Regions from separate parts of the Homo sapiens genome. Here region 2 is linked to region 1. The links are chromatin loops, found by intact Hi-C in ENCODE. Cell type or tissue: Caco-2. All regions are shown on one strand.

Region 1 (8,000 bases):
ACATACACAGAAACAGGAGAAAAACTACATATGACTTACACAGACAATGTATGACATGCTTGAATTTTCTGCTTGGTCTTAAATTCTCTCGTGTTAAAAAAAACAGTCATTTTATTTTAGGACAAAAATTTACCATAGTCCATAATTTGAATCAACCTTTAGATAAATTCTGAATTAGACAAAATTATTCTTTTTTCATAAGGACAGAAATTCTCTGGCACATTTTATATACAGAATTATATGTTAACTACAGTTCTTATTCTTAGTAACCTTAAATTTTAGTGAAAATCACTAGGAAGTAAGAAATCCTGAACTATCAGATATTAGTATTTTATATTTGAGAACATTCTACAGTTTTTAAAAATACTTTTGTCTATATCAAAACCTTTTTTAAATGAAAATGACCAGACATCCAAAATAATTTGGATGACTCATCATCAAAATAATTAAGATTTTAAATTACACAAAAAGTTCACCTACAAGCATTTATCCTATTTACATGTACTCAATTCTTTAATTTTTTAAAGTTTATCTGGATTACTTCTGAAAACTGAGACATTAGACAAAGCTAGTGGTTAGCTCCTCGTTAACCATTTCATAACCTGAGAATATCAGGTGTTCATCTAAGTAAGAACCTTAAATCCATGGGTATTTTTGCTAATAACTCAGAAGATTCAACTGTCTTTATTAAACTAACAACATTAAATTTGTCCAAAAAGTCACACAAAGGTTACTTGTGTTTTGGCTGGGTTTATAGTTTTATAACCTTCTGTGCCAAACCCTGACACCTCAAAATATATAGAAGAGACAAATATAAAACGTAGACAAAAATGTATGCTGACAACTCCAAAGACATTTCTATTTCTATCTTAATAATTTTAAAGCCAGCTTGTTTATTAAAGAATTACTTAAATCATGTGAACTTGAAAATTGCTTGGACTTATTTACTTAATTTACGACCACTATTTATAAGCCAATTTAGTAGACACAACATATAACATAATAAATGTACATACACATAAACACATTGAAATGTGTATACACACACATAAACAAAGATCCAATAGCTTTTATCTCAGAACTCCAGCCATGAGATAGCAATAAAAACTCATTGTTTTATGAACATGTTTACATGGCTAAACTTTGCCCCAAGAGGTAATCCAATGAAGGATATGAACCAGAATGTTGGACGAAACAGTTTCCATGGCAGTTTGAGTTTTAAAGGCCAAACCTTCCCAGACTTCAAAAAACTCTCGGGTCAAACAGCATCACAGAAGAACCTCATGTACTTACAGACCTGAACCTGCTTAGAATAGCAGCATAAAAGCCTGGATACACAGAACTCCATCCCACTTTCCTGTTCAATAGCAATGAGGCTTATGGAGATGCCAAACCGCTCCAGACACCAAAGAATATTGGGAAGTATACTGACACACACACATAAACAAACAATCACCAAAGCACAATCCACCTGCTGCAGCAACAAGCAAGTCCCAAGAATATCTAAACTGAAACAGTCAGGATGCTTCCTCTCTCCATCGGTTGGGCTTGTTCATCCTGCAAATGGAAATTCTTTTGGAATTCCCCAAATTGAGAAGAGCACATCCCCCTGTCTGGTACCCACAAAAGACACTAACCTATCCAGACGCAGATGTCAAATATCAAAGGCTACTCTTCCTAGGCAATCAGGAATGTAGTTGGGGCTGGCATTAGTGGGACCAAAGAAAGAGAGACCAAGACTCACCTCCAGCCAAAAATGGGCAGGTAGCTGCTTAGGAGGGCTTCTGAAACCCTTTTGGCCTGTAGCAGCCAAGCCACAAGCAATGTATGCCTGGTCAAGGAACCAAAATGTGTTACTGAAACACCAGAGGTTCAGACTAGGTCCCGCTACTCATCACACAAAAAGCCAATTTTCTAAGAGGAGTATTGCCTGGAAAAAGGCTTTATGCATGTGCTGCAAAAGGAATTAGGGAGGGGTAAGAAAGAGGAGTTGGTCAACAGGTAGCAGGAGGTCAGTTAGTCAATCACGACAGGTGAGAGGCTATGATTCAGTTCCCCTATATTATTTGAGAGGCCTGATTATTGGTCTTACAATTTTAGATGTATAAGATAAGACAAATGTAGCTCCTCAAGTTTTAAGACTGAGAGGGTTAATTTCCAACATCAGTTCTATGGAACAATTGGGCCAGTTTCACCTTGGTATAAGTCAAGCAAGATATATGTGGATGCAGCAGCTTTCCAGCAGGCAGCTGGACATAAAGATCTGGAGTTCATGGAAGTGGTCTAGGCTGAAGATATGGATTTAGGAGTCTTCAGAACATAAATAGTAGCAGAAGGCCTGAAGGTGGGCTAAAATAGGATCATGTGGGGGAGAAAATATAGCAAGAAGGTCACAAGACCAGGAGCAGAGCTCTGAAGACCACTGATATTTAAGATTCTACCTAAGGGATATGAGAAATAGCAGTAGGAGGAAAAGGAGGATAACTTATTAGATAAGTATCTCAGGAAAAAAAGGGAGAATTTTCAGGAAGGAAGGACTGATCAAACAGTATTAATTGCCATAGAAGTGGGTCAAGTCAAAATCATAAAAATATTTATTGGATTTGGCAATATGGAGGTTACTGGTGAACCCACTGGTTGTTCAAATAGAGAAGGGGCAAGAACCAGATTGTAGAGGTTAAATAGGGAAGACTTGAGAAAATAAGATAGTTAATGTAGCCCAATTTATGCAAGCACTCCCATGAATAGAAGGAGAGAATAGTGACAGATCTAAGACAGTCAAAATGACATTAATACATTGACCTAAGTCATTATATTACATTACATTACTCCATACTAGTAAGTGTTAGTTGACTGAGTGTGGATGTATGAATAAATATTAATTATAAAGAAGTAATTGACTTTAATAGAAAGGTAACAAGTTCTCCAACACTCTTTTCCAACTTAAGTTCATCAGCATAGTACATTAATATAATGATGATTAGTTTAAAAAATCCTGGATTAGTTATTTCATTTATGCTCATTTCTTGCCAAATGCTAGCAAATGCTTGCAATGGATACATCTAAAATCATGAGCAACTATAGGCCGCTTGAGGCAAAGTAAAGAAAATTGGATTGGGGTCCACCTCAGGTTTCCAACCACTCACATGTATGATGTTGACCAAGTCTCTTCATCTCTCCAGCTCTTAGTTTGCTTTCTGTTTAATGGAGTATGAGCTAAACAAGGATAGAAAATAGACAGCAAGTCATTTCAGTAATTGTAAAACCTAACTGGAACTCCAGGATAAGATCCTTTTGCAAGGAAAAATTACTATCAATGTTCATACCAATTTTTGCTTTGGTGACATTTGGAGCTATGTATACATTTCATAAGATATACTCCATATCAAGCCATCAAAATCGTCACATATATATGACATGCTAAAAGCCCAAATCAAAAAAGCATTTTTAAAATATAAATCAGAAACACAATGGAATTAATTTATTTGCTTTTACTATTTTTAACATTACATATAATTTAAAATATATATGACTATGTACAGATATATTAGACAAGTTTAGAAAACAGAAACCAAATTGTTTCCAACAGAGAGGATTTAATGGAAGAAACTGGTTTCACAGGTGTCAGAAGGTTGAATAAGTAAAGTCACATAAAGGTAACTCAGGAAGTAGCTACAATGCCTGAGGTTAGGGAAATAAATGGGAAAAGATGGGGATAACAGGAGGAGGAGCCACCAGACCTGGTGCTCTAAGGAAGAGGCTTGGGTTGGCTGCTGCTGGCTCTCTGAGGGAAATGTTCAGGCATTTCTGGAAGTGCCAACAGGAACTGGAGGCTGGAGCCACTTCCACAATGGAGGCCACCAACTAACGCTTAGGAGAACTGCCATTTTAGAGTTGAAGCCAGCAAGAATAAAACAAATTTTAAAACAGGAAGGAAGTCTTGTCTCCTCTTCCAATCCCCATTCCTCAATAACTTCAAGTCTCACTCCAATACTTTCAAAAAGCTGCCAAGGGAATCAGAGGTATGAAATCTGCAAAGTCACAGCCCTAGCATTACAAACTAGTGTCAAAAAAGGAGGACACGTTGCTGAGAGACAGCAGGCAAATTACTTGCACAACTTTGCTTTTTAAGAAAAGTAAAGGTTAATTGCATTGTAGTTAATAGCACAAAAATTAACATTGAAGAAAGTATCTTGCAAAACATGAGAATTATGGGGACGCTTACATGAACAAATAAGCACATATAAGCAGAAAAGAGAAAGTTGTCCCATGATTAGGAACAGAAAGCAGAAAGAGGGAGGTAAGAAAAAAATATGGACTTCATGGAAAAGATTTATGTTAAAAAAGGAAAAATGACACTAATGTTAAAATACAATAATCATAATATTAAAAGTTCTATATAATTAAATTAGGTTTCAGGTATGAGAAATTGACCATTATATTGGTGCCACAAGTCATCATGAAATGTCTAAAATCTATGATTACTGGGCTTCTAGGCTCATGGCATTTGCTTTGTCAACAAGTGCCCCAGAGTTAAGATAGACCAATAGTGACATCTGCTGCCATGGACTTATTTTTAAAAGGGCCAGTCTTGACATTTGCAAGTTAAGATTCCTGCCAAACCACTGGCCTTCTGCTGTGATGAGTCAGCATTTCTGGAACTCCTGTTTGTCATCTGTGCTATTAGAAGATTTTCTAAGGTGAACACAGAACATGGGAAAATGAGAGAATGTTTGAAAATGTAACTAAAACAAACAAAAACAGTAGGGACAGAGGGAGTAAGTGACGAGACAGAAACTTCACATTGTCTTTTCACATCCTGTTTTTCCTTTGGCTAAGTAAGTCCCAATTAATCTTGCAGTTGTTAGCAAGCATAAGCATGTTTTCAGTGAAAAGAAGGATTAATTTAACTGTTGCCAGCTTCAGTAGATTCCAACCCAAAATTTACAGCATAATATTTAGACCAGAAAAAAAAAATAAAAGTCCAACAACCAAAGGAGGGTATGTGGGAAATTTTTAGAGCAACCCTTGCTTAGGAAACCACTTCCTAGCTAAGTGTTTACCTTGATTATACCTCTTTCAACATCTGCTGACCCTCTGCTTCTTCCTTTTTCCTTTCTGAAAGGCAAGAGAACATAAGGTTTGAATCAAAAATATATTTTTGATATTTAAAAAAACATATTATCACCAGTGTAAAGTGGTCAGTGTGGCTCATTTATATGAACCCACAAATATTACCTCAAGAAAATCATGAGTTAATTTATTTGCTCTAGAAAAAAAATGGCAAATTATATGAATCTCTACCCCAGTTATGAAAGAAGATGAACAAAAGAGACAGATGTTTCAGCTGATGGAGAACTGAATTAAGAGTTCTGGCTAGTACACGTTCTAGTTATGAAATAAGATGAACAAAACAGACAGATGTTTCAGCTGATGGAGAACTGAAGTAAGAGTTATGACTTCTAGTACAAGGTTCTGACCATGCCTCAATGTGTCATCTTGAGGAAATTACATAACTTCTCTGAGCCTTAGTTTTCTCTTCTGTAAAATGAAAGGATGAGGCTATATGAGGGATGAAAAAATGGGATGCAACTCATTTCCCTTCTTGGGTTAACTGGCAATAGTTGCCTATGAGTTAATTGCTGTAACTCATAAGCTGCACCCAGACTCCATGGAAAAGAGTGCTGACTAATTGGCAGGGTCTGCTGTGGACAACATAAATGTGAGCAGCTGCATGCACATCACACAGATATCAATTCACAAACAAGACAATTTATTACTTTTTCTTTAGCTGTAGATTCTGTTACCAGCCATCATTTTTAGTGCCTACTGTATTTTAGCTGTGCAAGATGCTCTAAGAACATTATTTCTAATCTTCACAACATTTTAAAGACAAGAAAACCAAGCCTCAGAAAAATTAAATAATTTTTTCAAAGCTGTATAACATAGCTGGACCCAATTACTAACATAATCTCCCAACATTCTCCATTATAAATAAAAACTTCTCATATTTTGGATCACATCCCCTAGCCCTCTCAAAACACAAAAGCTATATTATAACATAATTGTGTCTTGTCAGATGATTCCTTAATACATCTGTATACCTACCTAAAGAAAGGATAAAGGTTCAGACATGAAATTTGGCTGGCCTACATAAACATAAAGGGCAGGGGAGGAGTCTCAGGGCAAACATGGCTAAGAAAATGGTTTTTTCCAACAAACAAACTGAATGTATGCTGAAAATTAAAAGTGACAAAGGAAGGAACAATAACTAAAAGTCATGTTTAACTTTAAAGCAAATAGAATTCTACACAAATAAAATTAGAGGGATACCAAATCCAAGTTGAAAAGAACCATAAAAACAGGATACTGTGTATTGACTCAATCTGGAAAGCATAGCTGACTTAATTGGTATAGCAATCTGGGGTGTAGCAGACACACATGGATGTTCAATAAACACTATTTGATGGTGATGGTTTATAAGTAATTCAGACAATGGATTCCTGTTGAAAAATATTTTTTGAAGCTTCTTTAATTAGATACAATATCTTGTAAATGTTTTAGGTTATGTTGTTTATGTTTATGTTTAGGTTTAGGTTTAGCTTATGTTGTTTAGGTCCAGGTAAAGTAGAAAACAAACACGTTAACTTTTTATTGGAACAAACTAACTCTTCTCATCAGATAATAGAATCCTCAGAAGTTTTTAAAAGTAGCATCACAAAATTGGTCTATATTGACTAGTTACAAAATTACATACTGATGCTTTCAAAGTAAACACTTAGAAATTTACAATTGCCTTTGGAAAATTACTCAGCAATATGCATTAGTAAAAAAGCTTTAAGAAAACCAGATGCAAGAATTAAACCATGGCAGAAAAAAATGAGTGTTAGTGGTTAGATTGGATCTCATATCAAAGCACCTTGTGTTCCTGTAATTAACAGACTAATTTATTCATATTATAAATATTTATTCTTCACTTATCATGTACTCAGTACTCCAGCAGTCACCAAGAATATATTTATAAAATAAAACAGTCCTAACTTTGAGGAGTAGACATCTAATTAGAAACAGGCATATAAATAAATTAAAATACAAAGTGACAAGTAAATCAACTGGATTATATTTGACGTACATATGTATTACATGAAAGGGAAGTAATTAATTTTCTCTCATGTGATCAGGAAACGATCAGAAAGACACAGAAGTACTGGAACAAAATGAAGGTCAATCTGTTTCTTAAGACACTATTAATTGACATGTTGTTTACATAATACTAAAATAGTCAAAAATTTAAAACTTTAAGACATAGACTTTTAGACAGGCCCCACTCATATATAAGAAAGCTCTAAAAAGAATACAGTCAATAACCACACGAAAAATAAAATGTATATAATTACATAAAGCAAAGTGTTGCACTATTTTTCATCCCTACTATTCCAAGCCAATATCATTCCAAGGTGTGAAGGCCCGTCATGATAACATGCACTAAGAAAGTCAACACAGGAAAGTCCTGCAGAGTGTTATTCCACATGGCTTTGTGACTAATTATGTTTGTGGAATGAACTGAGCTGTGGTCATGGGTCACTTTCAGCCGGGCCAAGAGAATGTTTCCAGAGTGTAATTGTTCTGGGCATCAAGGCACTTTACAGCATGTTCCCAATGCCTTTTGATACTTTGTGGCCAGGAGACTGCTGAGAAAATATTATTCACCAGAATTAGACCAGACTAGTCAACCTCCTGGTTATTACATCTCCATGTCAACACAAGCCATGTCTGCAACCAAATTTACCAGATGTTTCTAATTTCTCTACCTTCTGAACTACAAGTTGAATTTTTTTTCTGACTTTGAAATATTTTAAACAAAGGACTTTCTGTGATGTCTCAGAAAAACTCACAAAATTAAAACCCTGGCTAATATCAGAATAAGAGTCCTGGCTCTCCTGCACTGCCACAGGATGGGATTTCTTGCTTCTCACTGCCTATGACATTTTCTCAATAGG
Region 2 (8,000 bases), 580 kb before region 1:
TTGAGGGAAAATTAATATAGAAACAAAATAGCAAATATAACATTGAATAGAAAAAATTAGCTAATTACAGTCTTTCATCTCTGCTTACTAGAGAAGCAAAGCCCAATTTTAAAGAAATGGAAATTGTTAGTGAATGCCAAGTGGATTTTTCCATGTGTTAAAGCTCTTTGGCGTAGAACCTATATGTATTTATCCAGATGTTAAATGTGGGAATTATGATGTTTAATGGTAACTGGAAGTGCATTTGAAGTACAGAATAGTAATAAAATATAGGTAACTATTTTTGCAAAAAACAATTCTATTTCATTCCTAAAGGAATCTAGGATCATACTCTGTTATAAATGTTAAAAAAATGGAGGTACAAACAAACACAAAATTGCATTACTTCTAAAGTTCACACTTTAGTTCACAAAATAGATTGAAATTTTCTAAAAAAGGTTGGATGTGAAATATTCAATAGTCTCTAAAAGATACATTTTAATATTATATGTTTAGGAATAACATTTTCTGAGTGTGCTCTGGTAATTCTTTCCATAGGAGGCTATAGGAGTGAGGCAGTACTGTACGGTGGGTAAGAACACGCACTCTGGGTCACCCAGATCTGGGTTGTAACCCAGTCCTACCATGTATAAACTGTGTGAACTTGAGAAGATCACTAACCTCTCAGAGCCTCAGTGTCCTTATCTGTAAAAAATGATGAGTACCCACCCCAAAGAACTCCTGTGAGTATTAAAGTCAATCAATTCAAATGATTATGATTATTATAATCAACAAGAAATTCTGTTCACAGTGTACTAGGTTGATTATGATTATTATGACCATCAAAAATGACCAAGTGTATAACAGAATAATTACACTCTTCTTGTTTCATGAAAGATATTACCACCAATGGTGCCCCAAGGTTTGGCTGATACCACTGAGAGATCTGTTGTCACATAAGAGGTGCCCCCCAACCCCAAATCATTCAGTTTTCAGTGAGCTTCAAGATCATTTTACCTCCATGCCTTGTGACTCTGAAAGTCCTTTTATCTCATTAGTTTCCTTAGTCTTCAGGAGCATAGTGAGTATGTGAAGAATCTAACATAAGATTGAGAAAAGTAGGCAGGTGCTAGGTTCGTATAGATTCTTGAAGATCATGCTAAGGAATTTTGTTTGTGTGCAATGATAAATGCATGAAAATATCACCATGGTTGCTGGGAGAAGGAAAAAAAGTGGCACTAATATTTGGTAAACACATATGGTACAATGATAATCAGCCGTGTAAATTCAGATTGAAATCTAAAACGGGGGAGAATCTCATAAGAATTTATATAAAAAGTAAATATGTTCTAAAGATATATAAAATACAAATTATCTAATTCATTTTTCAATATTTAACTTTTGCTCCAAAAATGTTTGAGAAATGGTTCTCAAAATGACTAAGCTAATAAAAAAATTAATATTTGGTTAACTTCCACTTTGTAACTCATGTTCTAGAAACTACATTTTATTTCTGTTACTTATTCCTCTCTTTGCTTTAACCATTATTAGTTTTCTTAAAAAGTCAGTTAAAATTATGTCAAGAACACATTAATCCTTGATATTCTACTAATCTTTACATCATTCTGAAACCTATTATTCAGACTAAATGAGCAAGTTCTCATGGAGTACTAATAAGAATAAGGTCAATGTTTTCATCTCCATAGTACATTAAGTAGCTTTGCTCAAAGCAAAACTCATGGTCTCAGACTCACCATTAATTCATCTAAGTTCATTTAAAAATTTTGCATTAGTCAAGGGTTGGGTTCCAGAACTTGATTATAATTGCTAGAAGTCAATCACAGAGGGGTAATTAAAAATGAATTGCTCCTTACTTAACTGAGAAAGCAGAAACTCAAAAAGGAACATTGGCTCCCACTGAAGAGAATGAGATTGAATGTCAATGACCCCGCTTCCAAGCCCAGTACTGTCATTATCTAATTTCCGAGAATGACTGGTTAAAACATTTTAGCTTAAAAAATAAAGTAAATAGTAATAATAATAAAGAGAAGAAGTAAAAATGTATTCCCCTCAATTTATTAAATAAGTGAAGTACATGGAATATAAGTCTAACTTTTGCAGAGAGGAAGGTCATTAGGATCTTTAGCATTTCCAAGAAACTTATCTTCTAGTTCTTACAAATATCCTTAGTGGGGTCTATAGTGGATTTACTTATTTTGCATAATATGATTCCCAAGTTCAAAAGGAGAAAACTTGCTGAGAAGAAGGTCTCTGGTGGTTAAGCAAGCAATTCCTTAGTATTCAGCAATAACAAATGCAACGAAGAAAAAATAGAATACCAATTATATCCAATGCAAAAGATTGGAAAGACAGACCCTATTTGGTCAATAACATCTTATAATGATAGAAATTCAGGGAAAGTCCACAAGCAGAAAAGTATGACAAAGCAAATGAGAAATAAAGTAATGAAAACTATAAGAGAAAATAACATTATCACAAGGCAGCAAGGGTCATTATTTAGTCCAATGCTCCACATTCACAACTGAATCTCTAGCTTTTTCTATGCAGCACAGTAAAATGATTTGAGAAAAAGGCACAACATTCTATATTTGGGGGGAATAGTTCTACCAAGAAAGGTTTACATTTTAAAAAGGAGGGGAAACAAAGTTTTATAGAACATTAACTTGCCCGACGTCACTTATTTCTCGGGGTTGTTGCATAATTGAGTTTTTAACTTTTCCTTTCAATGACATAACATGAAGTGTTGCATTTATTATTGTTTAAATTATATTGTTATGTAAATATTTGGTCTCTTCTTGTTTAAAAAAATTATTTCTTACAGAGGTATTATGTAAAAGTACAATAGCTTGTATTTAGTAAGTCTTCAATAATTACATATTGATTGATTATATTGTACATTGATTACTGATAAAATTATGTTTATTCCTACTTTCTTAGTTAAACTTTAACTCATTCATTCACATTCTAATTAAACTGGATATTGAATTTTTAAATTAGGAATTATAAACCTAAAACACATTGCTAACATTTATCAAAAATGAATAGTTAAAACATGAATAGATCCATACTAATGCTGTAACATTACACATAAAAAACTCTCACTTCTAAGTATTTTCACTAATTTAATTATTAGGATTTACTGATAGATTTCCAACTTAAGTAAATTAATATTGAAATATATTGTCAGTGTTAAATTTTAGAAGTGTATTGAAATATCATTCAAAAAAAGTCCTTTCCTTCCTTCCTGTGTCTTCCTTCTTTTCCATTCTTGCTGTCAGCCCCATATTTCAGTCTCTTTTTACTCTCTTTAGTATTATGTAGTGGCCTAAAATTATGAAGTCACCTTCATGCCTACATCTTTTACCAACTTCAGCTATTGAATATTGCTGAAAAATTAATTCTTCTAAAGCATGTGTATGTTGTTGTGTCACTAGCCTGTTAGTATCTCCATTGGCTTTCCTGATGAATGAGGTCCACGCTTCTCATCTTAGCCTTCAAAGTTCCCCACAAGGGGGCCACAATCTAACATTAGTGCTGGCTGTGTACCAAACACACTGAACAATTAACTACTCTATAAATTACTCATGACATGTGAATACTTGACTCCATTCTCTCTATCTGAATGCCTTGCCTTCTGTATTTCTGTATGCCAAAATATTATTCGGCCTCAAAGATGAGCTAGTTATTTTCCGGTGAATACCAATGGATTTTATTTGAGTCTGTCATATTGTTTTATCATCCTATCATAGTTTTGTGATTATGTTCAATGTCTCAATTTATTTGGAAAACTACCCAGTAGGGGTTGTTTTGTTTTCCTTGCAATCTCCTCTCTGCTCAGCATTGTACTTTTTTCACAGTAGATTCATTAAATATTAGTTAAATAGTTGAACTGAAATGTAAATGTGCCTTACTTTCCAAGTTGCCTTACTCAGAACTGAATATTAAATGTTTTGAAGTTGATGTAATTTGTATCCCTATGTTACTAAACCAAAATAGAAATTGTCCCATTTTGCATTTGTTCCCATTGTTTTCCATGGAATTGTCAAATGCTAAAATCTGATTTCAATTAGAAGAAATAGATAATGCATATAATTAGTGGTCTTGGAAGGATAAAAGAAAAATAAGCCACATTCCTATCTCATTAGAAATAAGAAAATTTGCTTTCTGAGGTGCTGGCTAACCATGAACCAAATCTCTGGGAGAATTTTTACCAATGAGTAAAGTCTCTCATTCAGTGGTTGTATTTATTGCCTAAAAAAGTGATTCTTAATTTTTTGGAGGTTATTTTTGTTTCATGATACTCATTCATCCTAAATATCCTTTCTTTAGAGTATTTGTGATTTCAAAAAAGATTAAATGAATTAAGATCTACTTTGTTCTGAAATCTTTAAGGGATAGTGGGGCTTGAGATTTCTATGATGCTGTTGAAAATAATTTTGGACATTCCGGGTTATTGCACAAGCAGATTGAGAAGCTCTGGCTTATGTCATTCAATGGTGCCACTTTCTTAACAAGAACACATATTGTGCATTTTATAAACATCTAGCCAGAATTAAATACGTAATCAGATTTTCAGCACTTTGAATCAAAATTTAATGATATGGTGAATCTAAGAAAATTTTTGGTTTGACTTGCGTAATTCATTAAGTCTCTCTATATAACCTTTTTACATTTATTAATAGCCACTAAAACATTTGACATTTCTTATTTGTTAAGTTTAAGTAATTCAAACAATACATTTTCCATCCAATGATAATTCCTTTTGTCTAAATATCATTTTATTAGAACCAGAATTTTTCCTGCATGTTGCTGCTTTACTCAGTGAACATTTGCATAATGTCAAACATTTGTTGTCCATGTTTTTTTTTTCACACCCTTTAAATTCTTTCAGCCCTTTTCTCTCTTACTCATCAGTTGGCTTAGATGAGAAGAATTACTTTTACCTGTTTGAATATGTCAATTCCATATATTTACAGAATACCTCTCTTCTTCATATTCCCATCAACTTTCTGAGACAAATATACCCAGAATGTTAATGTGGTTTTAAAAGAAACATACATAAACAAGTTATTGTTAAATTAATTATCCAAGAATAAAAATGGCTTTTAACACGTGTTCCATTATCCATCCACACAATGAAGACAAGCTGTTCTCTACTACTTTACAGAATTTGGCAGAGGAAGACTTTGAACTGTGAACTGAAGAAGAGAGAGAAAAGAACTCTATATAGATAGTTTACATATGTGTCCATGAGATTTTTCCTAGTGTGCACTAAAGTCTGTAGAAAATAACTTACAATGTCCTTGGTATTTCATGTGCTGTTTTATTGTCAATGTGGTAAAATTTCCATTGGCATAATTAATTTTACATTAAATCTCACCTTCCACTTTTGTGAAATTTTTTAAACAGTTGAGAGAAAACACTGCGTAAACAGAATTTTTTGGCAGCCTTGTACGACCTATGTGCTCTGAGAATCAGAGTTGGTGTGGTGGCCACCTCTCACTTACTTTTCCCCCATGTAAATTCTGCATTTTGGCAAACAAAAAAATGCTGAATGCCAAAGTTATGATAGAAAGTTCATGATGGTAATTTGTGAAATTTAAAATATAAAACAATTGTGGAAAATAGTCACCATACCTTATGTGAAAAATATCCTTGATATGAGCATATTCAATGTTGTTTAACAATATTTTAAAATGAGTTAAAACAGCAAAATGTGGATTTAATTCTCAAGAAAGGCCTTTCCAGATTAAAACACATAAGTAGACACAAACACATAGATGACACAATTTGATATGAAGTTAAATCTACCCACTGGAGCATACATCTCTTCACAGCTCTGCAAGACTGCTGGTTTGGTCTCCCGTTTTTAAGAACGGGAAAATCACTTCTCATAATTATACAACAAAGAGAGATCTTTTTCTTTTTTTAAATTTTTTTTAAATTATACCTTAAGTTCTAGGGTACATGTGCACAATGTGAGGGTTTCTTACATATGTATACATGTGCCATGTTGCTGTGCTGCACCCATTAACTCGTCGTTTACATTAGATATATCTCCTAATGCTATCCCTCCCCCTTCCCCACCCCATGACAGGCCCCGGTGTGTGATGTTCCCCTTCCCGTGTCCAAGTGTTCTCATTCTTCAATTCCCACCTGTGAGTGAGAGCATGCAGTGTTTGATTTTTTGTCCTTGTGATAGTTTGCTCAGAATGATGGTTTCCAGCTTCATCCATGTCCCTACAAAAGACATGAACTCATCATTTCTTACAGCTGCATAGTATTCCATGGTGTATATGTGCCACATTTTCTTAATCCAGTCTGTCATTGATGGACATTTGGGTTGGTTCCAAGTCTTTGCTATTGTGAATAGTGCTGCAATAAACATACATGTGCATGTGCCTTTATAGCAGCATGATTTATAATCCTCTGGGTATATACCCAGTAATGGGATGGCTGGGTCAAATGGTATTTCTAGTTCTAGATCCTTGAGGAATCGCCACACTGACTTCCACAATAGTTGAACTAGTTTACAGTCCCACCAACAGTGTAAAACTGTTCCTACTTCTCCACATCCTCTCCAGCACCTGTTTCCTGACTTTTTAATGATCACCGTTCTAACTGGTGTGAGATGGTATCTCATTGTGGTTTTGATTTGCATTTCTCTGATGGCCAGTGATAATGAGCATTTTTTCATGTGTCTGTTGGCTGCATAAATGTCTTCTTTTGGGAAGTGTCTGTTCATATCCTTCGCCCACTTTTTGATGGGGTTGTTTGTTTTTTTCTTGTAAATTTGTTTGAGTTCTTTGTAGATTCTGGATATTAACCCTTTGTCTGATAAGTGGATTGCAAAAATTTTCTCCCATTCTGTAGGTTGCCTGTTCACTCTGATGGTAGTTTCTTTCTTTCTTTCTTTCTTTTTTTTTTTTTTTTTACAAGGTCTAGGGCCCTTTATTTTATTTTAGTTCTGGATTACATGTGCAGGTTTGTTACATAGGTAAACATGTGCCATGGTGGTTTGCTGCACTTATCAACCCATCACCTAGGTATTAAGCCCAGCATGCATTAGCTATTTATCCTGATATTCTGCCTTCCCCAGCCCCTCCCCAGAAAGGCACCAGTGTCTGTTGTTCCCCTTCCTGTGTCCATGTATGTTCAGCTCCCCCTAATACATGAAAACATGTGATGTTTGGTTTTCTGTTCCTGTGTTAGTTTGTTGATGGTAGTTTCTTTTGCTGTGCAGAAGCTCTTTAGTTTAATTAGATCCCATTTGTCAATTTTGGCTTTTGTTTGCATTGCTTTTGGTGTTGTAGACATGAAGTCCTTGCCCACGCCTATGTCCTGAATGGTATTGCCTAGGTTTTCTTCTAGGGTTTTTATGGTTTTAGGTCTAACATTTAAGTCTTTAATCCATCTTGAATTAATTTTAGTACAAGGTGTAAGGAAGAGATCCAGTTTCAGCTTTCTACATATGGCTAGCCAGTTTTCGCAGCACCATTTATTAAATAAACCATTGCTTGTTTTTATCATGTTTGTCAAAGATCAGATGGTTGTAGATGTGTGGTGTTATTTCTGAGGTCTCTGTTTTGTTCCATTGGTCTGCGTTCAAAATAAGTTTCCTGACACTTTAAATAGAGGATCATATTATTTATAAGTAGTATTCATTTCCCCACCCTCACTTATAAATAGTCCCTTACTTAAAAGCAATTTCCTAGACTTGCTAATTATTCAGATGCATTTGATATGCTGCACAATATCCACCAAAATGCTACAATCTAGCCTAAATCCTAGTTAAAAAAAAAATGAAAGGAGGAAAACAAAGATAAAGGAAAACATGGGAGATGTGTCGGAAAATCAGACTGACAAAACAATTCATGTTCTCACCCATGCTGAATTTAACTCATTTCTCAGTTCTTGATATTAACTTAGACAGTGACCAGGCAACACTCTCACTGCTAATGGCATCACATTTATACAGAAGTACATAATTACTATACTTT

The links. A loop is a pair of places that touch in the nucleus more often than their neighbours do. Peaks named below come from ENCODE experiments on the same cell type or tissue, not always from the same donor. Only the 100,000 strongest peaks of a DNase experiment are listed, where the experiment ranks them.
Region 2: it touches region 1 in a loop (20-fold over the local background); 3 of 110 quality-filtered maps call a loop at or near these places.

What each region holds. Positions count from the first base shown.
Region 1 is chr2:189,343,079-189,351,078 of GRCh38, forward strand. It overlaps a transcript of COL5A2 not described here. Among named protein-coding and RNA genes, the nearest start is that of WDR75, 94 kb to the right of the region's middle. In Caco-2, no CTCF peak of the experiment used is centred here; a DNase peak (open chromatin) is centred at 4,603.
Region 2 is chr2:188,762,200-188,770,199 of GRCh38, forward strand. The region is part of intron 1 of DIRC1 (disrupted in renal carcinoma 1); the gene reads right to left. Among named protein-coding and RNA genes, the nearest start is that of DIRC1, 24 kb to the right of the region's middle. In Caco-2, a CTCF peak has its summit at 3,564; a DNase peak (open chromatin) is centred at 3,492.